Regions from separate parts of the Mus musculus genome. Here region 2 is linked to region 1. A link is a loop called in an ENCODE intact Hi-C map of the cell type or tissue named here. Cell type or tissue: left cerebral cortex. All regions are shown on one strand. Region 1 has its middle 1.5 kb from the start of Dpf3. Region 2 overlaps Dpf3 (D4, zinc and double PHD fingers, family 3).

Region 1 (2,500 bases):
AATAACTGCAGAGTTTGCGCTCCTGGACAAGAATATTTACATAGTGCCAACAAAACCACTTAACCCCATTCATTAGCTCTGGGCTTTGTAAATCACGGTTTTTAACCCCCGAGCTCCTTGTACACCACCGTGTTGCAGTGCAAAAAGTTGGAAGGCTGCAGTTTCCTCCAAGAAATTACTACTCGTGTTCCACTGTTTGCTAATAATGTTCTGGGTTCCGCGGCTGTTCAATATTCTTGTTCCCGAAGTGTTTTCTTGATCTCAGCCACCTTCCCCGGGCGGTTTCTGAGAACTGGAGAGTCCAGGACAGCAACTCCCTTCCTCCTGGAATGTCTCAGTGTCAGGCTTGCGGACAGCCACGGCTTTTGTTACGTAATTCACGGGTGGTCACTCCGCGCGGTCCCCTACGACCACCGTTCTCCACTGTCAACGATTCACACTGATCTGACATGGCCAGCTTGGGAGCGAAGTGAGACCTGGCGCTTTTTAGGCAGAAGGTTGGGGAAATTTTGAGGCAACTTTAGGAAACGCAGCTAGGGAAGTCAGTAACTATGCAAAAATTGTTAGAGCCTGAGGTAGGTGTTGCCTGAGTCCCCTCTGGGAACGGCTCTGAGAATTCAGGCGTCACCTTTCTGGACTAAGATAGGAGGTGAAAAGAATTTGCAAGTGAATGTTCAGACGTGACTCCTGGCTTCCCCAGTATGCGGCTGCTCAGAATCTGATAAACCCCAGAAGAAACTGAGAGACTTCTGCGAACTCAGACTTCCACGGAGCACAGGGAGACTCGGAGTGGGCGAAAACTCATGAAATCACTTAGAGGGCACAGGCATCGTTAGCTTATAGAAGCCGGGCTATGGCCCCCTTGGCTGTTTAATCAGGTCAAATAGCTGGGGGCTGGGAAGTGAAAAGGAAACCGAGAGATGCTGAATTGCAGTTCACAATTCCACCTGCTCTCGCCTTTTACGACTCTCGATGAATAAAGTAAAATACAATTACAAAGCAGTCCAGAACTTTCAGATTCCAGCTCCATTCACTATTAGAGTTACAGATAAGCCCAGCAAAGCTGAGTGAGTCTGTGCGTGCAGACTGGAAATATTTAACTCTTTGTTTGCCTAGTAGGGTGATGTTCTCCCACCCTCTCTTCTCGTTACAGAGTCTCATGTTGAGAAAACTGGCATTAATGAATTCTAAACAGAACCAGGTACAATGGTGCTCCCTTAAAGTTCAAAACCAGCCTGAACTACATATGGATACCCACCCCCCAACATGGAAACCCAGTCTCATCTCCCTGTCTCCCCACGCCCCCCCCCCAAATCGTATTGCCTTGGCTTTTGTACTTCATGGAATGTCATTTTAACTGTCAATACAATTCTGACTTTATAGTCACTTTTATCACTTCTGAGAAATATAGAGGTATTATTAACTTTGGGTTTTGTATCATAGATTAAAAGGACACAGATTTGGACCAAAATCTTCAAAAGCAAGGGACTTAAGAGTAAACATGCTTAAAGGAGACAGGAGCCTGGACCAGAATTAAAGTCTGGTGTTCAGCAGTGCTGTACAATAGTAATATAGACTCTGAAACCCATCTGTCTGCCCACCATTTGCCAGCTGGTGACATAAAGAATATAGGGAATCCCGAGAAGATGACAACAATGGGATAGAAATAATTCTCTTACTTCTGAAACGCATTGATTAGAGCAAACGAACAACATTGATAGCAATGTTTCCATGATTTAACTCCATAAACCTAAACCCTTCTTACTGGTTGTGATATCAAAACTTTTTTTTTAATCACACTTGGAGGGCTGGAGAGATGGTGTAATGGTTAAGAGCACACGTTGGTCCTTATGAGGACCTAGGGCAACCCCCAGCACCTGCATGGTGGCCCACAGCCTTCTAACAAGAGTTCCAGGGAAGATCTGATGCCCTCTCCTGGACAATGCAGACACCACGGGCATGCACATGGTACACAGACATACAAAACACTCATACACATAAAATTAAACTAATCACAAGTCAAAGGGCTAGCTCAGGGACTCAGAGCCTACCAAATACATATCTGCCTTTGGGTTCAGTCTCTGACAGCCCAAGGGAAAAAGGGAAAGGATGGTGATAAAGGGAAGAGAGGGAGGGAGGGAGGGAGGGAGGGAGGGAGGGAGGGAGGGAGGAAGAGAGGGAGGGAGGGAGGGAGGGAGGGAGGGAGGGAGGGAGACACAATCCCATTTCTAAAGCTCTATTGGTTCATGCATGGATATGAACCCCATCGTTTCTGCCTTAGTCTAGGTGGCTAAGCAGGCTATTTGGGATGCAGAAGGGAACCAGAATAATGACATCTCCATCTCCCCCAGGTAGCAGTGAGCATTGGAGTCCAACCAGAGCATCCTGAGCCCAGGTGACTATTGAACATTTGATAAGTGGTCATTCTAACTGAGATGTGTCAAATATACACACGATCTCATAGGCTTAGCACCAAAAAGGGAATGTAAATTAGCTCATG
Region 2 (2,500 bases), 150 kb before region 1:
ATTCAAGTTCATAAGAAATGACACCGTTGGGAAGGGATATAAGAAATGACTGTACTGAGGTCTACGATCTGGCATTTTGTAATTGATGCTTTGGAGAAAGGACAAGAACATGGCAGGGAAGCTGCCATATGGGGGCATTAGGAAGGTGTTAGGTACTTTTAAATATGGCCAGGAAAGCAAGAGCCTGGAAGAGTAGTGAGAAGAGGCCTGTTTGGGTAGCCATGCAAAAATGTCACAGGCACCAGCGAGCTTAGTACATCTGCCCTGAAGCTGCCATTTGCCTGGAACACACACAGTGAGTTGGGGGCTCCCAGGAGGTCAGCTCACAGAGTTGCAGGAACATTGAAGTGCTGTGTAGGTGGCAGCAAGAATACCAGCTTCCAACCTGGGTGTGATGACAAGCCACAGGAGGCTTTGAGCAGAGAGAGGCAGAGCGTTGCCTATAGAGTAACAGGGTCACTCTGAAGGACAGTAAACACAGAAATGGGGAGACCACAGAGGAGGTGTTGCACTACTTACAGAACCCCAGGATAAGCCTGTGCTGGGAGGAAGCTGGCAGAATAGGGGCAAAGCTCTTTCCTCAGAGAGCTTAGCCTCTCCTTGTCAGACCCAAGAGTACACTGGGCAGGAATGAGTGCCCCGGTCCCCAAGCAAGGGGGCTTCTTTCTATATGTGACAAATCTAGCCAAGGACAGATGCCCAATGCTAGGGGCACCAAGGTGTGAATTCTTATCTGGGCAAGTCCACAGAGGCATGGTTCTCCAAAAGAAAGAAGAGCAGCTTCCACCAAGGGCAGAAGATGAGCTTCAGGCATATGGGCCTGCCTAGCACAGCACATTGCAGCTCTACGCCCCTGTGTATCACAGGACAACAGCTATAGTAAAAGCGGACAGTGGATCCCACAACCAGGTTCCAAGAACTCTCCTCAACATAGAAGATGCTAGAATGAGGCTTTGGGGGGGAAACTCAGAGATATAATGTGTTCCTGGCTCCAGACCAGACAGCACACAATTTCCCTGCAGTGCAGCAAGCTGTCTGTAATAATTTTCTCGCTGATACTGAGGAGTGTCGCACACAGTCTTTGTGGAGGTCCCCTGAGCCCATTCCACAGTGTCTGGGGAGGCAACATCTCTATGCCTCCTCACCCTGCCTCCACTCCACATGGCCTTTAGAACAGACCTAAAAAAGAAAAAAAGTCTACCATTACCCACGTTTCATATGTGAAGAATCAGGGTCTGGTCTCCCAGGTAACCGCCCAAGCTTCCAAAGCTAGTGATTGAGGGATCTGAACTTGGATCCAGGCCTTGTGGTATCTATTCAGTGTTTTCTTTCTCCAGTAGATTATGAGAATAGGAAAGGAGTCTATAACCTATGACTAAATATAGGCCCAGGACAATGACAGAGCTGGACAGGAAGCCCAGCTCTAGGCCAAGGCATCTCCGTCTCTCAACTTCCCTCATCCGGGAAAGTATATAGGAGAACTCAGTGTGTTCTCCCAGCTTCATTTAACAAATCGTTATCATTCATGTACCATGTCCCAGGCCTTATGCCGGCTTCTAGGGATGCAGATGAAGAAGATGGGTCCCTGCACTGTGCCTGTCCATGAGAAGACCGAGGTGGGAGGAAAGTATGCAAGAGCAGACTTAAGTGATTCTCAGGCTTCGGGCCCCTGCTCTAAACATGGGACCCTCTGGCCCATCTACAAAATGAAGCCTTGGAAGCTGCAGCAGCCATGCGGCTACTCTGCCCTCTTCTAGCTCCAGGCCTTGGTCCCTTGTCAGGAACACAAGCAGTGCCAAAACAGCCCCTAAGTTCTATTGACTCCAGTTCTGCCACCCGAGACTTCAGGAAGCCAGGGAGCAGGTGCCGGGGCACCGGCAGTTGCAGCATGAAGAAGGCTGAAGGCCTGCCCAGCTAGCTACCTTCCTCCCGGGAGCCACCAGGAGCAGAAGAGGCGGCCAATGCGGGCATCTAGGATAGATGGCTGCAGGCTCTGACATTGCAGGAAAGAGATAAATGACAGGTCATTTCCCTGGATGCACTTGAAGGCATCCATTCTCCTGGCCATACCAAGCCCAGAAACCCCCACACACACAGAGACAGATAAACACTGACAGATGGGGGGTGGGAGCCGGCATCCTTCTCTCTTGGAAGGACACAGCGGCATCCATAGCAGGCCCAGCAGAAGGTCACGCTGGCCACTGGCTCACACCTAGCTAAGGGCTTTACTTCTCCACTGCCCTCCCTTGTGCCCACCCCCACCCGACTCATCCATCTAAGGAGTGCGCCTGGCAGAGGGGGATGGCTGGGGGGCACAGGAGCCCGCCGCCGACAGCCCCATCAATCTCAACCTACATGCCTGGCACATCAGCGTTCCTTAAGCTGTTCCTGGACGGGAGGGTGTGGGGGGGGGGGCTGTCTTGGGGAGAAGAGAAATCACATCAAGCATCAGAGAGCAAATGGTGGAAGAAGCCTAGAGACTATTAAAATGTGGGCCATG

What was found. A loop is a pair of places that touch in the nucleus more often than their neighbours do. Peaks named below come from ENCODE experiments on the same cell type or tissue, not always from the same donor. Only the 100,000 strongest peaks of a DNase experiment are listed, where the experiment ranks them.
Region 2: a loop joins it to region 1, with 7 times the contacts of the local background. A loop is called at or near these places in 3 of 42 quality-filtered maps.

The regions. Positions count from the first base shown.
Region 1 is chr12:83,488,022-83,490,521 of GRCm38, forward strand. No RefSeq gene overlaps it. Among named protein-coding and RNA genes, the nearest start is that of Dpf3, 1.5 kb to the left of the region's middle. In left cerebral cortex, CTCF peaks have their summits at 941 and 1,964 (motif pointing left); DNase peaks (open chromatin) are centred at 281 and 732; H3K4me3 peaks cover 1,126 bases.
Region 2 is chr12:83,340,178-83,342,677 of GRCm38, forward strand. All of the region lies in intron 3 of Dpf3 (D4, zinc and double PHD fingers, family 3), which reads right to left. Among named protein-coding and RNA genes, the nearest start is that of Dpf3, 150 kb to the right of the region's middle. In left cerebral cortex, no CTCF peak of the experiment used is centred here; DNase peaks (open chromatin) are centred at 205 and 1,159; H3K27ac peaks cover 971 bases.